Regions from separate parts of the Homo sapiens genome. Here all the other regions are linked to region 1. A link is a contact called in ENCODE Hi-C or POLR2A ChIA-PET data. All regions are on one chromosome and are shown on one strand. Each heading gives the region's core, a stretch centred on a gene start or an enhancer-like site at or near the end of the contact. The rest is flanking DNA. Distances are from core to core; before and after follow the strand shown. Region 1 has its middle 34 kb from the start of LINC02210. Region 2 holds the start of MAP3K14-AS1 (MAP3K14 antisense RNA 1). Region 3 holds the start of STH (saitohin). Region 4 holds the start of ACBD4 (acyl-CoA binding domain containing 4).

Evidence for each region. Hi-C counts contacts between places; a loop is a spot of excess contacts on that map. ChIA-PET counts read pairs that join two places held with the same protein, here RNA polymerase II (POLR2A). Pooled maps may share reads with other maps.
Region 2: a loop to region 1 is called in a map with no recorded cell type, with 11 times the contacts of the local background. The contact joins the promoter of MAP3K14-AS1 here to the enhancer-like site in region 1. A Hi-C loop is called at or near these places in 1 of 37 single-sample maps with no recorded cell type and 8 of 50 pooled maps. POLR2A ChIA-PET finds 5 or more read pairs at or near these places in 2 of 52 experiments (CD4-positive, alpha-beta T cell and GM12878).
Region 3: a map of chondrocyte shows a loop between it and region 1 (4-fold over the local background). The contact joins the promoter of STH here to the enhancer-like site in region 1. A Hi-C loop is called at or near these places in 2 of 168 maps with a recorded cell type or tissue (chondrocyte and naive thymus-derived CD4-positive, alpha-beta T cell), 1 of 37 single-sample maps with no recorded cell type and 13 of 50 pooled maps.
Region 4: a pooled map shows a loop between it and region 1 (7-fold over the local background). The contact joins the promoter of ACBD4 here to the enhancer-like site in region 1. A Hi-C loop is called at or near these places in 1 of 168 maps with a recorded cell type or tissue (naive thymus-derived CD4-positive, alpha-beta T cell), 4 of 37 single-sample maps with no recorded cell type and 7 of 50 pooled maps. POLR2A ChIA-PET finds 5 or more read pairs at or near these places in 4 of 52 experiments (CD4-positive, alpha-beta T cell, MCF 10A and WTC11).

The regions. Positions count from the first base shown.
Region 1 is chr17:45,583,854-45,589,684 of GRCh38, forward strand. It overlaps the pseudogene DND1P1. Among named protein-coding and RNA genes, the nearest start is that of LINC02210, 34 kb to the right of the region's middle. RefSeq lists an enhancer at 498-1,442. Within about 2 kb of position 1,323, at least 39 of the 41 ENCODE cell types and tissues checked have a DNase peak (open chromatin) inside an H3K27ac peak, as active enhancers do; they include CD4-positive, alpha-beta T cell and GM12878, where a contact is called at or near this core.
Region 2 is chr17:45,246,366-45,251,725 of GRCh38, forward strand. MAP3K14-AS1 (MAP3K14 antisense RNA 1) reads left to right here and starts at 1,560. Exons shown (of 4, transcript NR_110326.1): 1 at 1,560-1,638. It overlaps FMNL1 (formin like 1), which reads left to right. Exons shown (of 27, transcript NM_005892.4): 26 at 140-239; 27 at 502-953. The coding sequence ends at 231. It also overlaps the pseudogene EFCAB15P. RefSeq lists enhancers at 1,038-1,107, 2,358-2,407 and a silencer at 1,218-1,947.
Region 3 is chr17:45,994,472-46,000,499 of GRCh38, forward strand. STH (saitohin) reads left to right here and starts at 4,779. Exons shown (of 1, transcript NM_001007532.3): 1 at 4,779-5,223. The coding sequence starts at 4,809. The coding sequence ends at 5,195. It overlaps MAPT (microtubule associated protein tau), which reads left to right. Exons shown (of 13, transcript NM_001377265.1): 9 at 1,928-2,193.
Region 4 is chr17:45,134,223-45,136,936 of GRCh38, forward strand. ACBD4 (acyl-CoA binding domain containing 4) reads left to right here and starts at 1,465. Exons shown (of 10, transcript NM_001135705.3): 1 at 1,465-1,731; 2 at 1,886-2,010; 3 at 2,278-2,398; 4 at 2,470-2,554. The coding sequence starts at 1,923.

The DNA.
Region 1 (5,831 bases), core at 73-2,572:
AACCAAAACAATTTTGAATCAGATGAATTACCAAATTTCGTTGGGTCTTGTTTGGCTTTCTGCTTTGCTTTTTAATCAGCCATTTACCAGAAACTGTTGCACGGGCCCGTTAGCACTCGAAGAATAAAAACAAACACACAAGACCAGATAAGGTTCCCCTACTAACCCAAATGATCCGTTTCCTTAACATAATTTTAAAACCACAGCTAGGGGTGTGAAAACAGATTGTGGCACACAATCTGTCCAAATCCTTAATTCCCTTTTAAGGAACAGATATATAATAAAAATCCGAAAGGAACCACATTAGAAATGAAAAGAGGTTTGCAAAACAAGAGGCTTCTTTCATTCCAGAAAACTACCAAAACAAGGGGAAAAAATGAAAGCAATGGATATGTGTTTGCCCAAGTTTCAATCTTGCCCGGTGGAGACACTACACTGGTACAAATTCTGAGGAGGAAAAAGAGGAGGTTGGCGGGAGGCGGGAAGAGAGAGCGAGTGTGGCCCGCCAACTGCAACAATGCAATCTCCATTTTGAACAATGCGCCTCTTTCCTCCTATAAATCTGGTTTTTTGCCACTTGATGTGCCCTCGCATTTCCCCTCTGGGGGTCGGCGGGGTTGGGGGGAGATCGGAGCAGGATGCACAGCACACGAGTGAGCAAAGGGGGAGGGCAGAGAAGGTGGGGAAGGAGTCTGCAGCAACTGGGCTGAGTGGGTACCTGGAGTGCTGCTGTAGGTACTATGGCTCCTGACGCTGCTTTCCGTGCAGTAACTGGCGTCCTCCTACACCACTTTGTTGACAGCCCTCCAGACCGCAGCCGTCCGGGCCAGGTGGCTGCCCCCGCCTCCCCCCGGCCGGGGCGCTGGTGCTGGGGTGGGGCCGGCGGCGGCGGCTTTCTCCGGCTACTGCTGCCCATCCTGGGCGAGCTCAGGCGCGTCTTGGGCGCCACCTCAGCCTGGCGGCGACCCACCTGCCCGGGCTGCTACCGCGTTGCCGCGAGCGGAACCCCGGATGGGTCCGGACGTGGGCAGCGGCAGCGGCGGCGGGGCCGGGGCGCAGCGCTCCGCAGAGGGAGCCGCGGGCTGCTTGGTCGGCCTGCCCCGCCGGCCCCTCATGTTGGAGCCGAGGCGGAGGGAGAAGGGAAAGCGGCCGGGAAGGGGCGGGCGCAATGGGCGCAGTGGGGGCGGCTGGGGCCGGGTGGGGAGGCCAGAGGGGCAGGGCAGGAGGGGCCCGGCCTGCGGAAGCGGTTGGAGGGAGAAGGCTCAATCCGAATGGCTGGGGCCCCACTGCGGATCGCCTTCAGCCTCCATCTCGTTTCTTCCGTTAACGGAGCGCGGTCACGTGAGCTGAGCAGCCTACGAGCCTGGGACGGGGCGAGGTGGCGCAGCGGCTGCTTGGGGGAGCGCGGGAGCATTGAGTCGGGGGCAGAGAGCCTGGGGCGCCGGGGCTGGGCGCAGCGAGGCGCGGCTGGACTCCGGGCTTGGTGGCGCGGTTGAGAGAGACGCGCAGCTGGCGAAATGCCCCGCGTCTAAGGCCTTCGGAGACCATAGTCTCCGCGGACCCCTGGCTGGAGCCCAAAGCCGGTCGGACCTCCTCCCTGCGTCTCCCCTTCCGCGGCTCGGAGAGGAAGGCAGGAGAGCCCCCAAATATTCCCCTCCCGCCCTCTAGGGAAACTGAAGCTGAAAGAACCAGCGAAAGAAAAAAAAGTCTCGGAGTGGGGCGGCCCGAGCGACCTAAGGGACGGGGCAGTGGCAGCGACCGAGGGAAATTAGTCGGGGTGGGGGAACAGGGAGACAAGCCCCCAGAATTTAGGAAACTCCTAAATTCTACTAAAAATACAAAAATTACCTGGGCATGGTGGCGGGTGCCTGTAATCCCAGCTACTTGGGAGGCTGAGGCAGGAGAATCGCTTGAACCCGGGAGGCGGAGGTTGCGGTGAGCCAAGATCCTGCCATTGCACTCCAGCCTGGAGAACAAGAGTGAAACTACGTCTCAAAAAAAAAGAGAATAGAGAGCCATGCAGTCCACGCGGGATTGTGAGCTGTGGTGTGAGAGGGTGAAGCCAGAGAACAAGGCGGCGCTGGAGGCGTGGGTCAGGCAGACAGGCATCGCCTGGTGCAGGTGAACGGGCAGAGGAAGTATGGCGGGCCACCCCCAGGCTGGGTGGGCAGCCCGCCGCCGGCTGGGTCAGAGGTGTTCATCGGGCGGCTGCCTCAGGAAGTGTATGAGCACCAGCTATCCTGCTGTTCCAGCGCGTGGGCCGCCTCTACGAGTTCCGCCTGATGATGACCTTCAGCGGCCTGAACCGCGGCTTCGCATATGCCCGCTGCAGCTCGCGGCGCGGCGCGCAGGCCGCCATCGCCCGCTGCACAACCACCCGCTGCGGCCGTCCTGCCCGCTGCTTCTGTGCCGCAGCACCGGGAAGTGTGAGCTGAGCGTTGACTGCCTGCCGCCGAATCTGACCCGCACCGCGCTGCAGCCCGCGCTGCAGCCGCTGGGTCCCGGCCTGCAGGAGGCGCGGCTGCTGCCCAGCCCCGGACCGGCGCCCGGGCAGATCGCTCTGCTCAAATTCAGCTCGCACTGGACCGCTGCCATGGCCAAAAAGGCCCTGGAGGAAGGGCAGCCACACCTCTGTGGAGAGCAGGTGGCTGTGGAGTGGCTCAAGCCAGAACTGAAGCAGCGACTTCGCCAGCAGCTTGTGGGTCCCTCCTTGTGGTCCCCACAGCCAGACGGCAGCCAGTTGGCCTTGGCAAGGGACAAGTTAGGGTCCCAAGGGGCTCGGGCTACCCTGCAGTTGCTGTGCCAACGAATGAAGCTGGGCAGCTCTGTGTTCCTCACCAAGTGTTTGGGCATAGGACCTGCTGGCTGGCACCGCTTCTGGTACCAGGTGGTGATTCCTGGGCATCCGGTGCCCTTCAGCGGCCTCATCTGGGTTGTGCTGATCCTAGATGGCCGGGATGGGCATGAGGTGGCCAAGGATGCTGTGTCTGTACGGCTGCTGCAGGCACTCATTGAGTCTGGGGCCAACCTCCTGTGGTCTGCTGGGGCTGAGGCAGGTAGCATGGTTAAACAGTGACTCCATTCTCTCTCCACAGGCAGCCCGAATGGGCATGCACAGCCTGTGTCAGGCCCCAACCCAGCAGACCTGGGTGGCCACTATCTGACCCCCAAAGGTGGGGAGGGGCATGGGCCCAGGCCCATCAGCCTCCCTGCTGGGACAGGGACCTATGGCACCTGGGGGCAGCTTAGGTTTTGCTTAAGTTGTGGTGATGGGCCTTGCCCTCCCCCTCCCAGCCCAGGGTCCAACCTGACCCAGTTATCTTCCCTGGCCATTCCTTGTCCCACCCCCACCCGATCATACCTTCCCCCCTCTGCCACAGCTTAGCATGAATCTTCTTTATTGTCCTGATTTGTCCTGTTTGTTGGTTTTTATTTGTGGGGAAGGGCAGCTGAGCCAAAGGGGTCAGGAATTATGCCCTTTGCCTCCACCACATGGCATTCTGGTTTTGGTTTCTGTATAGTTTTGGGTCTTTCTATGCTGGTTGTATTTATATTAAACCCCTGGTTAGTAAAAAAAAAAAAAAAAAAAAAAAAAAGGCCGGGTGCGGTGGCTCACGCCTGTAATCCCAGCACTTTGGGAGGCTGAGGCGGGTGGATCACGAGGTCAGGAGATCGAGACCATCCTGGCTAACATGGTGAAACCCGGTCTCTACTAAAAATACAAAAAAAAAAAAAAAAATTAGCCAGGCATGGTGGCAAGCGCCTGTAGTCTCAGCTACTTGGGAGGCTGAGGCAGGAGAATGGTGTGAACCCAGGAGGCAGAGCTTGCAGTGAGCCAAGATTGCGCAACTGCACTCCAGCCTGGGTGACCGAGTGAGACTCTATCTCAAAAAAAAAAAAAAAAACAAGAATAATAGTCTCCAATCCCGTCCAGGTTGCTGCAAATGCCATTAATTCATTCCTTTTTATGACTGAGTAGTATTCCACTGTATATCTATACCACAGTTTCTTTAGCCACTCATTGATGGGCATTTGGGTTGGTTCCACATTTTTACAATTGTGAATAGTGCTACTATAAACATGTGTGTGCAAGAATCTTTTTCGGCCAGGAGCGGTGGCTCACTCCTGTAATCCCAGCACTTTGGGAGGCCAAGGTGGGTGGATCACAAGGTCAAGAGATCAAGACCATCCTGGCCAACATGGTGAAACCCCGTCTCTATTAAAAGTACAGAAATTAGCTGGGCATAGTGGCACACGCCTGTAATCCCAGCTACTTGGGAGGCTGAGGCAGGAGAATCACTTGAACCCGGGAGGCAGAGGTTGCAGTGAGCTGGGATCGTGCTGCTGCACTCCAGCCTGGCGACAGAGCGAGACTCCATCTCAAAAAAAAAAAAAAAGAATCTTTTTCATATAATGACTTAGAAAGACTGAACTCTTACCTGGGCTGTGTGTGTTCTCTCTCTTTTTTAGTTCATTCACTCTAGCTATGTGGGGAGGACATTCAGGCAGTGTGTGGAGAAGTCCAGGTAGTAAGCCAATGAAGTCTTCAACCAATATTCAGTGAGGAACTACAGCCTGCCAACAACCAACGAGTGACCTTGAATGCATATTTTCTCCCAATTGAGTCTTCAGATAAGAGTGCAGCCCCAGGCCACTGCTTGACTGAAACATCCCAAGAGAACTGAGCAGAACCACCCAGCTAAGTCCCTCCCAGATTCCTGACCCACAGAAAGTGTGATATAATAAATGTTTTTTGTTTTAAGCTGCTAAATGTTGGGGATAATTTTTTTTTTTTGACATGGGCCTCACTCTGTCGCCTAGGCTGGAGTGCAGTGGTATGATCATGGCTCATTGCAGCCTCAACCTCCAAGGCTCAAGGGATCCTCCCATCTCAGCCTCCCAAGTAGCTGGGATCACAGGTGTGTACCACCACACCTGACTTTGGTTTTTTTTTTTAAAGTAGAAACAAAGTCTTGCTTTGTTGTCCAGGCTGGTCTGGAACTCCTGGGTTCAAGTAATCCTCCATCTTCACGCTCCCAAAGTGCTGGTATTACAGGCATGAGCCACCATGCCTGGCCCAATTGTTAAATCTTTTTTAAATTTTATTATTTTTTTCTTTTTTGTTCAAAGTGTTAATTTTTTTTTTTTTTTTTTTTTTTTTGAGACAGAGTCTAACTCTGTTGCCTGGGCTAGAGTGCAGTGGCACGATCTTGGCTCACTGCAACCTCCGCCTCCCAGGTTTAGTTCAAGCAATTCTCCTGCCTCAGCCTCCCGAGTAACTGGGATTACAAACACGTGCCACCACACCCAGCTAATTTTTTGTATTTTTAGTAGAGACAGGGTTTTGCCATGTTGGCCAGTCTGGTCTTGAACTCCTGACCTCAGGTGATCCACCCTCCTCGGCCTCCCAAAGTGCTGGGATTACAGGTGTGAGCCACCATGCCCAGCCTAGTGTTAAATCTTTATAACAACATAAGTACGAGGTTGAGACTTATTACCCTGTTTTACAGATGAGTAACTGAGGCACAGAAAGGTTGAGTTACTTGGCCAAGGTTATACAACTAATAATTACAGGATACCAAAACCGCTAGCTTCTGCCAGTGCTCTTAATATAAGGTTGAAAGAAAAAAGAAAAGAGCCAATTAACATAAAACATAGCTGTTAGAAGCCTCCTTCTACAAATGGCGATGAAGTCTAAGTTGATAATCATAGCCGCCTTCTTCCACCACTTCTTCCAATCCCCTTTCGAAGGGTTCTGTGCCTCATAGGGACACTCAATACTTTATTCCATAAGACCTGACTTCTTGGTGGTCTTGTTTTTATTGGGTTGC
Region 2 (5,360 bases), core at 310-2,809, 340 kb before region 1:
TCTGTCCTTCTATGCTTTCTTCTGACCCAATGCGCTATCCTCTGGGGGACTGGCTGCCACACTGCTTCTTGCTACCTTTTCTGTTTTTCTTTCCTTTTTCCTTTCTCTACTCCCCTTCACCTGCCCCACCCCCACTCAGTGATCAAGACGGTGCCCTTCACGGCCCGCACCGGCAAGCGGACATCCCGGCTCCTCTGTGAGGCCAGCCTGGGAGAAGAGATGCCCCTCTAGCCCCTCAGGTACCCAGATGACCTGGCCTCTGATACCACGCTGCCCACAGCCCCTGGGACCCTTGGGAGAACTGAGGCATGCTGCCTTCTCCTGGGCCAGTGGATGGCTGGGATGTGATTTGTGGGGTGGAGGGGTCTGGCAAACATAAACGGTACCCCTGCCATGTGCACACAATCTGAGTCCTTAGGAGGCTAAGCTTTGTGCCCTGGAGCCATGCTCCCAGCTCTGGGCGGACTCCTGAATGGTAAATGTGTCTCCTTCGGCTGCCAGATCTGCGGAACCAGCCCTACATCCGCGCAGACACAGGCCGCCGCAGTGCCCGTCGGCGTCCCCCGGGCCCCCCACTGCAGGTCACCTCCGACCTCTCGCTGTAGCCGCTATTTCTGCAGGTGGATTCTGCAGGGGTGTGGGGCCGTGGACAGGCTGAGGCTCAAGGAAGGTGGTCCTCAGCTCGGCTGGCCGGGCAGCCCCTCCTCCGCTGTGGCCCGCCTCAAACGGGCTGGTGCATCCTCCTCTTGGCCACAGAGGGCAGCATCGCCCGCCCCTTCCCCCAAATGCTGCTTGCAGCACCCACCCTAAAGCCCCCTCCAAATAGCCATACTTAGCCTCAGCAGGAGCCTGGCCTGTAACTTATAAAGTGCACCTCGCCCCCGCAAGCCCCAGCCCCGAGGACCGTCCATGGACCTTATTTTTATATGAGATTAATAAAGATGTTTGCAAAAGATCCGCGTCGGCTCCATGCCTGCCGCAGCCACCCGCAGCCTGTTTCCGCTCAGCAAACGCTTTACTTGCACAAGCTCTTCATAGCAGGCCTCTGCAAACCAGCGGGCGCCGGGGAGAAGGGCTGCTTCTTCACTAGAGTTGGCGGCGAGGGAGCCCGCTTCGAGGGGGCGGAGGCTTTCGTGGCTGGCCCAGTATCCCTGCGGGAGGCCGGAGGGGGCGAGCGGGCAGCTGGGGTTAGACACGCCGGGCCAGCCCCGCAGCAGTTCTCCTTCCGGCTGCCCCGCCCCATTTGCGCCAGTCCTGCCTCCCACCCGGGCATCTGGCCCCTTTTCCTTTCGCCCTACCCAGTACTTAGTGACGCCATAAGTGACCTCGCCTTACATCTCCGCGCGTGCCGCCTCCGTCACCGCCTGCCGGGTCCCCATTTCTTCCGGGCCTGCCCCCGCTCCTCGCCTGCCCCTCCCCTCCACCAGCCAGTGTCGCCCCATCTGTCTGTCCTCCGGGCACTTGTCCCGCCCCTCACTGCGTGTCCCTCCCCCGCCCGCCGGCTCTCACCTAGGCCGAGACACGCCCCGGGCTGGGCGGGATCTTGGGGCGGCCGGGCTAGTAGGGCTGGATCAGGCGGAAGCCGGGGCCCGGGGCTGGGCTTCGTGTCCTGCGTTCCGGGAGCGCCAACCCCTCCAGGTTAGGAATCTGAGAGTACGGGCTGCGCGCACCTGGGGCGGGTGCCTGGGAGGAGGTGGAGGAGGAGACGGTCCTCAGAACGGGTCCTGGGGGTCGGAGGCGAGGGCGGGGGTTGTAAGTGGCCGGGAGAGGTCCCTCCCGCGGGTCCCGGCGCCCCCCGCCCCGTCGGGGACGCACCTACTTCGTGCAGTTTGTGCAGCGAGCGCGCCAGCTCCTAGTTGGAGAGGTCGCTGATGCGCGCCGCGTGGCAGAAGGCGAGCCCCGCGTGGGAGCGCCCCCCAACCCCCGCAGCCTGGGCTGAGCCGCAGAGCCCGCTGCTTCTTGAAGTAGTAGCTTGGAGAAGAGAGGCGGGGCGGCCGCCTCAGACACTCCCAGCCCTCTCTGTCTCACAGGTGCGGAAGCCAAAGCAGGGCCGGAAGCCGCTGCTTTGTCTTTGTCCTGGGGCGACTTGGGGCCCAGGAAACAGACTCAGAATTCAGGGCTCCCGTCTCTAGGGCAGGAATATCAGGGGTCCCTGCGGGGGGCAGGGTTTGCTCCTCCCATTGTGGGCCCAGGAGCTGGTATGGTTGTGCCCACCTCATCACCCCCCGTGCCAACTTGGAGGGCACAAAGCCCCGGCCCAGCAGCTTGAACAGCATTTCCAAGAACAGGGTCTGCAGTCCCTGGGGGTACAGAGCTGGCTGTTCCTCACCCGGCTTGGGGGCAAAAAAGGTGAAGGAGGGTGAGGAGGGGGCACCCCCTAAGCCAGGCCCACCCCTCCTCCACCAGCCTTGCCCCTCACCCATGCACTGAGCCAAGCGGTGGTTGTCATCGAAGACACCCAGGAAGTCAATGAAGCTTACGATTCCATCACCTGGGGAGAGAGGAGAGGGGGTGCTGTGGGTGCCTGCCCCCTGCAGAAGGCCTGCCTTGCACATGCCTGCTGGCAGTTCCAGGTGTTAGAGAATCTAGTCCTGCCTCTAGCCAAGGGCAGACCCCAGTTTCAATGGGGGAGAAACGGCCCATGCCTTGGGGGTTCCCAAATCAGGATTAGGATGAACACAGCAGCAACGTTTACAGGCCATGAGATAGGTGTGTTGGTCAGGGCAGGCTTCCTGGAAGAGGGAACTTTAAAATAGGACCAGGCCAGGATTTTGTGGGAAGGGGAGGCATTCTTTAAAAGAATGCCTGGAGGTGGGAGGGGACAAGAAGACAGGGTTGGGGCACCCACCATCCAAGTCTGCCTGCCGCAGAGCCTCGAACGTCTCCTGTGGACTCAGCTGGATACCCACATTGCCCAGGGCAACTTTCATGCTGTGCATGTCCACGGTGCCTGTTGGGCTGGAGCTGAAGAGTTTGAAGATATCCTGGAAGGCTGAGGGTAGAGGGGACAGGTGGCAAGACGAACCACCCACACAAGAACCCTGAGAGCTGCCCACTCTAACTCAGGTGGAACTGACGACTTGGCTCATTCCAACTCCCTCCTGGGTGTTTTAAATTTTTATTTATTTATTTATTTATTTTTGAGACAGAGTCTCACTCTTTGCCCAGGCTGGAGTGCAGTGGCGAGATCTCGGCTCACTGCAGCCTCAACCTCCCAAGGCTCAAACGATCCTCTCGCCTCAGCCTTCTGAGTAGCTGGGATCACAGGTACGTGCCACCACGCCTGGCTTATTGTTTAATTTGTTGTAGAGATGGGGTTTCGCCATGTTACTCAGGCTGGTCTCAAAGTCCTGGGCTCAAGTAATCCTCCCGCCTTGGCCTCCCAAACTGTTGGGATTACAGACATCAACCTCCACACCTGGCCTATAACTTTTAATATAAAGAGTAGCAGTGGCTGTTGTGTGTTGGTACATGTTATGTGCCCATCCAGTCCTCATGTCCAAAACTCATGTTTGAAAAACATTCAAAACTCATGTCCAAGGTCACATCTGGCAGTCTGGCTCTGAAGCTACAGTGTCTTGGAGCCCTGCTGGTGCCTGGCATGTAGTAGGCACTGACCATTGTTGATGATGAATAAAGTGATTCTGCTTTGAGGGGCCCTTGCCAATATCAGGACATGTTGTTTGGGGGAGCACTGGGGCTGTAGTTTCTTTTGCCTTTACCCCTATGGTCCTAGACCCCATGAGGCAGGGGAACTCAGATTTTTCCCCCCATTTTTTCTCCTTCTTTACCTTCTCCCTTCTTTTCCATCCTGTTCATCATCCATCTATCCATCCATCTAAATACCTGCATTCACCTATCTACCAATCCACTGAGTTTTCTTTTCCTTTCCTACACACACACACACACACACACACACACACACACACACACACACAAGACTGTGAGCCCTAGGGTTGTAGAGATGAGCAAATCAGACAAGCATGGAGGGATGGTTGCAAACACTGGCTTCTTGCAGTGACCCCAGCTTCAGGGCAGGCAATCCTTTGTAGTTTTTCCCTGAGCACCCCCTAATTTTCTTCTCTACTCCCAGTCCTGGGGCCCTCACCTGCCAGCTGCTGGGGTGTCTTGCCTGTCAAGCTGCCCCAGGAGAAAGAAAGAGGTTGGAAAGGTCTTTGCATCTGTTGCATAGAAATGCCAGGGCTAGCCAGGCTTTACCCCAAACCCAGCACCCGAGGCCTGGCCTCCGGTCCCTGCCTTCACCTCTGAGACCCAGCATCTGGACCTGACTCGGCTGGATGGGCAGCTTCACAAGGCCCTGGGTTTCTCTTGCCCTCCTCATGGTGTGTGCAGCCTTTGTGGCCATGGCTGCTGCTGGCTCCATCTGGGTCAGCCAGGCAGTATGCAGCTGCAGCCTCCCTTTCTGCATCCTGCCAGCCTGCTCCTTTGCTGGATCTCATGTGAGCAGCCTTTGAGGGTGCTGTGGAGGCCTCAGAGGCAGGAAGGAGAGAGGGCAGAGGGACCCAGCCCACTCAGGTACTCAGACTCCAGGGGACCTGGGACCAGGCCTGTGGGTATACAGTTCCACCTCCTCCCAGGATCCTCCATAGGAAGCTGTACCACAGCCCTCTATGCAGGGGATTCTGGGGAAAGGGGTAGGGCAGTGATTCCCCCCACCCTGGGTGAGGGAAAAGGACCCTCCTCCAGCCCTGGTCACCTGTTTGTTTTCTGTGATGACTCGGATCTCTTGGTCTTCTGCCCTCTGCAAATTACTCCTAAAACTCAACAGTAAGGCCAGGCATGGTGCTCAGGACTGTAATCCCGGCACTTTGGATGGCCGAGGAGGGAGGATTGCTTGAGCCTAGAAGTTCAAGGCTGCAGTGAGCCATGATGGCACCATTGTACTCCAGCCTGGGTGATGGAGAAAGAACTTGTCTCAAAAAAACAAAAAAATAAAACCCCTCAACAGTAAGAAAATGAACAGCCCGATTTAAAAAAAAATGGGCAAAGCCAAGTGTGGTGGCTTACATCTTTAATCCCAGCACTTTGGGAAGCTGAGGTGGGAGGATCACTTGAGGCCAGGAGTTTGAGATCAGCCTGGGCAACATAGAAAGATCCCATCTCTACAAAAAATAAAAAGCTTAGCCAGGCATGGTGGTGCACACCTTTAGTCCCAGCTTTTTGGGAAGCTGAGACAGGAGGATCACTTGAGCCCAGGAGTTCAAGGCTGCAATTAGCCATGATCGAGCCACTGCACTCTGCCTGGGTGATAGAATGAAGCCTTGTCTAAAAAAAAAAAAAAAAAAAAAAAATCTAATCTAAACAAGCACCTCACCAAAGAATATATACAAATGAAAGTA
Region 3 (6,028 bases), core at 3,529-6,028, 410 kb after region 1:
AATAAGAGGCTTCGTTTGTCCTATTGCCACAGAGCGTACTACTTCAGGAACATCCAAGACATGGAAATCCGCAGGGCACGGTGGCTCACGTCTATAATCCCGGCACTTTGGGAGGTTGAGGTGGGAGAATCGCTTGAGGCCAGAAGTTCAAGACCAGCCTGAGCAACATAGTCAGACCCCGTCTCTATAAAAAACATTATTTTTAAAAAAGACATGGAAGTCAAATTCTAAAAACTGGTGCTGGCTGGGTGCGGTGGCTCATGCCTATAATCCCAGCACTTTGGGAGGCCGAGGCGGGTGGATCACCTGAGGTCAGGAGTTCAAGACCAGCCTGGCCAACATGGTAAAACCTCTACTAAAGAAATCTTTACTGAAAATACAAAAATCCAGTCTCTACTAAAATAAGTCTCTACTAAAAATACAAAAATTAGCCAGGCGTGGTGCTGCACACCTGTAATATCAGCTACTCGGGAGGCTGAGGCAGGAGACTCGCTTGATCCCATGCAGCGGAGGTTGCAGTGAGCCGAGATCACGCCATTGCACTCCAGCCTGGGCATCAGAATAAGACTCCGTCTCAAAAAAAAAACCACAAAAAAACAAAACAACAACAAAAGAAAACTAGTGCTTATTCGTCACTGGCCAAGCTGCCCATTGGCTACATGGGTGCTTCAAAGAGCTGCCCTTCTCCAGGTCTGGCCAGCAGGTATGTGTTACAGCAAATGCCTGGGGCAGCGGCAGGGGCATTGCTGCGGGAAGCTTCTGGACTTGCAGGAAAGCTAAGTTCTCAGACTGCAGGGGAGCTAAGCACACCTCGGCACAGGGTGAGGCCTGCGGTTCTCAGACTTCAGTCTTTGTGGAGCTTGAGAAAAATGAGGCTTTGCAGGTCCCACCCCTAGAGATTCTGCTCTATCCACTCTTGAAGGGGATCGAGAAATTTGCATTTTGCAACTCCCACTTTCCTCCTTGAAAGCTCCGGAGATTCTGACGCAGGGTTCCGTGGGCCACACTTTGGAAAATACAGACCCATGAGATAGAATACCAGACTGTTGAAGTGTAACGGGGGCCTGGGAAGTGCAGTAACAGAAGCAAGTTTGAGGGTAAAGGACACCCAGAGGAGGGAGGGACAGCATCTGCATGGAGAGGAGAAGAGACCCCCCAGCAGCTTCCAGGGTGTTGGAAGGGTGCGCTAGTAACTGCTATGCATGGCAGGTGGGGAACTGTACGTCAGGGCACAGCAGCATGAAGCGGTATGGCTCGTGTGGACAGCTAGGGACAGGCAGGCGTGGAGCAGGCATCCTGTTCTGAAGGCCAAATCCCACAGAGGAGCCAGGGTGCTGGCAGGAGCCCTGAACTAGCCGAACAGCTGAACAGCTGAACATTCACCCTGTGGGGAAAGGGTCAGAAGCGTCCAGGCTTGAGGGCACAGCTGGGTCTCGTCACTGCATCACCCTTATTTAGGATAAAGGCCCTGAAGAATTGTATTAGAGGTTGGCAAAGCATATCTACCACCTCCTGGAGCCACGCTGGCCGCAGGGATTATAATTATTTCCATTTTCAAATTAAGGCCTCTGAGCTCAGAGAGGGGAAGTTACTTGTCTGAGGCCACACAGCTTGTTGGAGCCCATCTCTTGACCCAAAGACTGTGGAGCCGAGTTGGCCACCTCTCTGGGAGCGGGTATTGGATGGTGGTTGATGGTTTTCCATTGCTTTCCTGGGAAAGGGGTGTCTCTGTCCCTAAGCAAAAAGGCAGGGAGGAAGAGATGCTTCCCCAGGGCAGCCGTCTGCTGTAGCTGCGCTTCCAACCTGGCTTCCACCTGCCTAACCCAGTGGTGAGCCTGGGAATGGACCCACGGGACAGGCAGCCCCCAGGGCCTTTTCTGACCCCACCCACTCGAGTCCTGGCTTCACTCCCTTCCTTCCTTCCCAGGTGAACCTCCAAAATCAGGGGATCGCAGCGGCTACAGCAGCCCCGGCTCCCCAGGCACTCCCGGCAGCCGCTCCCGCACCCCGTCCCTTCCAACCCCACCCACCCGGGAGCCCAAGAAGGTGGCAGTGGTCCGTACTCCACCCAAGTCGCCGTCTTCCGCCAAGAGCCGCCTGCAGACAGCCCCCGTGCCCATGCCAGACCTGAAGAATGTCAAGTCCAAGATCGGCTCCACTGAGAACCTGAAGCACCAGCCGGGAGGCGGGAAGGTGAGAGTGGCTGGCTGCGCGTGGAGGTGTGGGGGGCTGCGCCTGGAGGGGTAGGGCTGTGCCTGGAAGGGTAGGGCTGCGCCTGGAGGTGCGCGGTTGAGCGTGGAGTCGTGGGACTGTGCATGGAGGTGTGGGGCTCCCCGCACCTGAGCACCCCCGCATAACACCCCAGTCCCCTCTGGACCCTCTTCAAGGAAGTTCAGTTCTTTATTGGGCTCTCCACTACACTGTGAGTGCCCTCCTCAGGCGAGAGAACGTTCTGGCTCTTCTCTTGCCCCTTCAGCCCCTGTTAATCGGACAGAGATGGCAGGGCTGTGTCTCCACGGCCGGAGGCTCTCATAGTCAGGGCACCCACAGCGGTTCCCCACCTGCCTTCTGGGCAGAATACACTGCCACCCATAGGTCAGCATCTCCACTCGTGGGCCATCTGCTTAGGTTGGGTTCCTCTGGATTCTGGGGAGATTGGGGGTTCTGTTTTGATCAGCTGATTCTTCTGGGAGCAAGTGGGTGCTCGCGAGCTCTCCAGCTTCCTAAAGGTGGAGAAGCACAGACTTCGGGGGCCTGGCCTGGATCCCTTTCCCCATTCCTGTCCCTGTGCCCCTCGTCTGGGTGCGTTAGGGCTGACATACAAAGCACCACAGTGAAAGAACAGCAGTATGCCTCCTCACTAGCCAGGTGTGGGCGGGTGGGTTTCTTCCAAGGCCTCTCTGTGGCCGTGGGTAGCCACCTCTGTCCTGCACCGCTGCAGTCTTCCCTCTGTGTGTGCTCCTGGTAGCTCTGCGCATGCTCATCTTCTTATAAGAACACCATGGCAGCTGGGCGTAGTGGCTCACGCCTATAATCCCAGCACTTTGGGAGGCTGAGGCAGGCAGATCACGAGGTCAGGAGTTCGAGACCAACCTGACCAACAGGGTGAAACCTCGTCTCTACTAAAAATACAAAAATACCTGGGCGTGGTGGTGGTGCGCGCCTATAATCCCAGCTACTCAGGAGGCTGAGGCAGGAGAATCGCTTGAACCCAGGAGGCAGAGGTTGCAGTGAGCCGAGATAGTGCCACTGCACTCCAGTTTGAGCAACAGAGCGAGACTCTGTCTCAAAACAAAATAAAACAAACCAAAAAAACCCACCATGGCTTAGGGCCCAGCCTGATGACCTCATTTTTCACTTAGTCACCTCTCTAAAGGCCCTGTCTCCAAATAGAGTCACATTCTAAGGTACGGGGGTGTTGGGGAGGGGGGTTAGGGCTTCAACATGTGAATTTGCGGGGACCACAATTCAGCCCAGGACCCCGCTCCCGCCACCCAGCACTGGGGAGCTGGGGAAGGGTGAAGAGGAGGCTGGGGGTGAGAAGGACCACAGCTCACTCTGAGGCTGCAGATGTGCTGGGCCTTCTGGGCACTGGGCCTCGGGGAGCTAGGGGGCTTTCTGGAACCCTGGGCCTGCGTGTCAGCTTGCCTCCCCCACGCAGGCGCTCTCCACACCATTGAAGTTCTTATCACTTGGGTCTGAGCCTGGGGCATTTGGACGGAGGGTGGCCACCAGTGCACATGGGCACCTTGCCTCAAACCCTGCCACCTCCCCCCACCCAGGATCCCCCCTGCCCCCGAACAAGCTTGTGAGTGCAGTGTCACATCCCATCGGGATGGAAATGGACGGTCGGGTTAAAAGGGACGCATGTGTAGACCCTGCCTCTGTGCATCAGGCCTCTTTTGAGAGTCCCTGCGTGCCAGGCGGTGCACAGAGGTGGAGAAGACTCGGCTGTGCCCCAGAGCACCTCCTCTCATCGAGGAAAGGACAGACAGTGGCTCCCCTGTGGCTGTGGGGACAAGGGCAGAGCTCCCTGGAACACAGGAGGGAGGGAAGGAAGAGAACATCTCAGAATCTCCCTCCTGATGGCAAACGATCCGGGTTAAATTAAGGTCCGGCCTTTTCCTGCTCAGGCATGTGGAGCTTGTAGTGGAAGAGGCTCTCTGGACCCTCATCCACCACAGTGGCCTGGTTAGAGACCTTGGGGAAATAACTCACAGGTGACCCAGGGCCTCTGTCCTGTACCGCAGCTGAGGGAAACTGTCCTGCGCTTCCACTGGGGACAATGCGCTCCCTCGTCTCCAGACTTTCCAGTCCTCATTCGGTTCTCGAAAGTCGCCTCCAGAAGCCCCATCTTGGGACCACCGTGACTTTCATTCTCCAGGGTGCCTGGCCTTGGTGCTGCCCAAGACCCCAGAGGGGCCCTCACTGGCCTTTCCTGCCTTTTCTCCCATTGCCCACCCATGCACCCCCATCCTGCTCCAGCACCCAGACTGCCATCCAGGATCTCCTCAAGTCACATAACAAGCAGCACCCACAAGGTGCTCCCTTCCCCCTAGCCTGAATCTGCTGCTCCCCGTCTGGGGTTCCCCGCCCATGCACCTCTGGGGGCCCCTGGGTTCTGCCATACCCTGCCCTGTGTCCCATGGTGGGGAATGTCCTTCTCTCCTTATCTCTTCCCTTCCCTTAAATCCAAGTTCAGTTGCCATCTCCTCCAGGAAGTCTTCCTGGATTCCCCTCTCTCTTCTTAAAGCCCCTGTAAACTCTGACCACACTGAGCATGTGTCTGCTGCTCCCTAGTCTGGGCCATGAGTGAGGGTGGAGGCCAAGTCTCATGCATTTTTGCAGCCCCCACAAGACTGTGCAGGTGGCCGGCCCTCATTGAATGCGGGGTTAATTTAACTCAGCCTCTGTGTGAGTGGATGATTCAGGTTGCCAGAGACAGAACCCTCAGCTTAGCATGGGAAGTAGCTTCCCTGTTGACCCTGAGTTCATCTGAGGTTGGCTTGGAAGGTGTGGGCACCATTTGGCCCAGTTCTTACAGCTCTGAAGAGAGCAGCAGGAATGGGGCTGAGCAGGGAAGACAACTTTCCATTGAAGGCCCCTTTCAGGGCCAGAACTGTCCCTCCCACCCTGCAGCTGCCCTGCCTCTGCCCATGAGGGGTGAGAGTCAGGCGACCTCATGCCAAGTGTAGAAAGGGGCAGATGGGAGCCCCAGGTTATGACGTCACCATGCTGGGTGGAGGCAGCACGTCCAAATCTACTAAAGGGTTAAAGGAGAAAGGGTGACTTGACTTTTCTTGAGATATTTTGGGGGACGAAGTGTGGAAAAGTGGCAGAGGACACAGTCACAGCCTCCCTTAAATGCCAGGAAAGCCTAGAAAAATTGTCTGAAACTAAACCTCAGCCATAACAAAGACCAACACATGAATCTCCAGGAAAAAAGAAAAAGAAAAATGTCATACAGGGTCCATGCACAAGAGCCTTTAAAATGACCCGCTGAAGGGTGTCAGGCCTCCTCCTCCTGGACTGGCCTGAAGGCTCCACGAGCTTTTGCTGAGACCTTTGGGTCCCTGTGGCCTCATGTAGTACCCAGTATGCAGTAAGTGCTCAATAAATGTTTGGCTACAAAAGAGGCAAAGCTGGCGGAGTCTGAAGAATCCCTCAACCGTGCCGGAACAGATGCTAACACCAAAGGGAAAAGAGCAGGAGCCAAGTCACGTTTGGGAACCTGCAGAGGCTGAAAACTGCCGCAGATTGCTGCAAATCATTGGGGGAAAAACGGAAAACGTCTGTTTTCCCCTTTGTGCTTTTCTCTGTTTTCTTCTTTGTGCTTTTCTCTGTTTTCAGGATTTGCTACAGTGAACATAGATTGCTTTGGGGCCCCAAATGGAATTATTTTGAAAGGAAAATGCAGATAATCAGGTGGCCGCACTGGAGCACCAGCTGGGTAGGGGTAGAGATTGCAGGCAAGGAGGAGGAGCTGGGTGGGGTGCCAGGCAGGAAGAGCCCGTAGGCCCCGCCGATC
Region 4 (2,714 bases), core at 215-2,714, 450 kb before region 1:
TCACTGCAGCCTCAAAGCAATTCTCTTGCCTTGGCCTCCCAAAGTGTTGGGACTACAGGCCTGAGCCACCACTTCCCGCCCAGTTATTTTGAAATATACAATAAATTGGCCGGATGCGGTGGCTCACGCCTGTAATCCCAGCACTTTGGGAGGCAGAGGTGGGATGATCACTTGAGGCCAGGTATTGAATGAAGACCAGCCTGGGCAACATAATGAGACTTCTGCCTCTACAAAAATTGTTTTTAAAATAATTAATTTAAAAAGATACAATAGGCCGGGCGCGGTGGCTCACGCCTGTAATCCCAACACTTTGGGAGGCCGAGGTCGGCGGATCACGAGGTCAGGAGATCGAGACCATCCTGGCTAATATGGTGAAACCCCGTCTCTACTAAAAAATACAAAAAATTAGCTGGGCGTGGTGGCGAGCGCCTGTAATCCCAGTTGCTCGGGAGGCTGAGGCAGGAGAATGGCGTGAACCCGGGAGGCGGAGATTGCAGTGAGCCGAGATCACGCCACTGCACTCCAGCCCGGGAGAGAGTGAGACTCCGTCTCAAAAAAATAAATAAATAAAATAAAATAAACAAAATAAAAAGATACAATAAATTATTGGTAACTATAATCGTTGTATTGTGCTACCGAACACTGGATCTCATTCATTCTAACTGTATTTTTGTACCCATTTCCCCCCCTCCCCAGTACCCTTCCCAGCCTCTGGTAACCATCATTCTGCGATGTCCATTTTGCTTACTCTTTTTTTTTTTTTGAGATGGAGTCTCACTCTCGCCCAGGCTGGAGTGCAGTGGGGCAATCTTGGCTCACTGCAATCTCCACCTCCCGGGTTCAAGCGATTCTCCTGCCTCAGCCTCCCGTGTAGCTGGGATTACAGGCGCGCGCCACCACGCCCGGCTAATTTGTGTATTTTTAGTAGAGATGGGGTTTCACTATGTTGGCCCGGCTGGTCTCGAACTCCTGACCTCAGGTGATCCGCCCGCCTTGGCCTCCCAAAGTTCTGGGATTACAGGCATGAGCCACCGTGCCCGACCATCTTCCAAAACTGAGCTGTGATGTCCTTCCTCTAGAACACCTGACCACAGGACATGACTTTTTTTAATCCCCAGTGCCTAAGTGTCTAGAGAGCTGAGTGGGTTGCCTCGGATCGGCCAGGCCTGGATATCAGCGAACAGATGCGGATTTCCACCAGGGGGCGCTAGGACGCCACGACCTTTCACTATGTGCACCAGGGGGCGCTGCCGCCCGCCTTGGCCATCCCGGGCTGGGAAGTCCGACCCTTCGATTAAGCCCCGCCTGATTGGGAAAGGCTCTGAGAAACTATTTGCATGATCTTGAAAGAGCTGTGCTGAATGGTTGAGGTAGGTAAGCCGAATGTGAAACAGGCTCTCTCATTGGCCTAAATTCCCCCCCTCGATCTGCGTCGCCATCCCGGCCCTGCTGGACCCCGGGGTCAGTAGGAAGCCGCGGGGTGGTGGCGAGAGAGGACCCAGGTGTCCTGGCAGTGGGCGCCGCGGGGCACACGCTGGGCCAAGGTGCAGGCGGCCAGGGTGGGAGACTGTTCGCCCCGCCCTGAGTACTCCTATCTTGTTTCTCCACCTGTTCGGGAGTTGGAGATGTGCACCTAAAGGAGGCGCATCTGGGGACGGACACATCTGGCACTGAGGCCCTCGCCACCTGCCTCGCCACCTGGCGACCCTGACCCCACCACACTGCCTTGAGGTAGGAAAAGGAGGCTCCTCAACCACAACTTCTGACCTCCCAGGGTGTCTGAGGCCTCTAAAGAGCTTAGTTTGCCCCTCTGGGAAGTGAATCCTTGGCTTATGGTGCCGGGGGGACCCTGGAGGCCCCCTCACACGAAGGCTGCTTCTTGCAGAGTCGCTCAAAAGTAGGGCCCCAGGGCTCGCAGCAGCATGGGCACCGAGAAAGAAAGCCCAGAGCCCGACTGCCAGAAACAGTTCCAGGCTGCAGTGAGCGTCATCCAGAACCTGCCCAAGAACGGTGAGGCTGCGGGGACTCGCATTTGGACTCGCATTCAGGACGCCTGGGGTCTGACTCTGAAGAAAGAATGGTCCTGATCACTGCAGTTTTTGCAGACAAGCCCCTGCCTGGGCTGTCCTGGGGGTTCCCTCCGCTTCCTATCCTAGTCCAGATGCCCTGGGTGGGACCCATCACCACCTCTGCCCTTTCCAAGCAGGGTTCTCCCGCCCCTCCGCCCCTTGGAGCTGGGAGTGATGCTTTGCCCTGGCTTCCCAACTCTCTGCCCAGGTTCTTACCGCCCCTCCTATGAAGAGATGCTGCGATTCTACAGTTACTACAAGCAGGCCACCATGGGGCCCTGCCTGGTCCCCCGGCCCGGGTTCTGGGACCCCATTGGACGATATAAGTGGTGAGCTCCCTGCTGGCTGGGCAGACAAGCCTCAGCTGTCAAGCAGCCCTCTCACAGCCCTCTGCCCCCAGGGACGCCTGGAACAGTCTGGGCAAGATGAGCAGGGAGGAGGCCATGTCTGCCTACATCACTGAAATGAAACTGGTGGCACAGAAGGTAAGGGCTGCAGGTTCTCTGTCCCCAGGCTCCTGGCCAGGTGGCCTCACCCTTCCAGTTCTGACCCCCACTACGTTTCCTACACATGGACCCCCTCATGGGAATCACCACCTTCATGTTACCCCCAACCCTGCCTATCTTTGGCCCCTGACTGGGCACA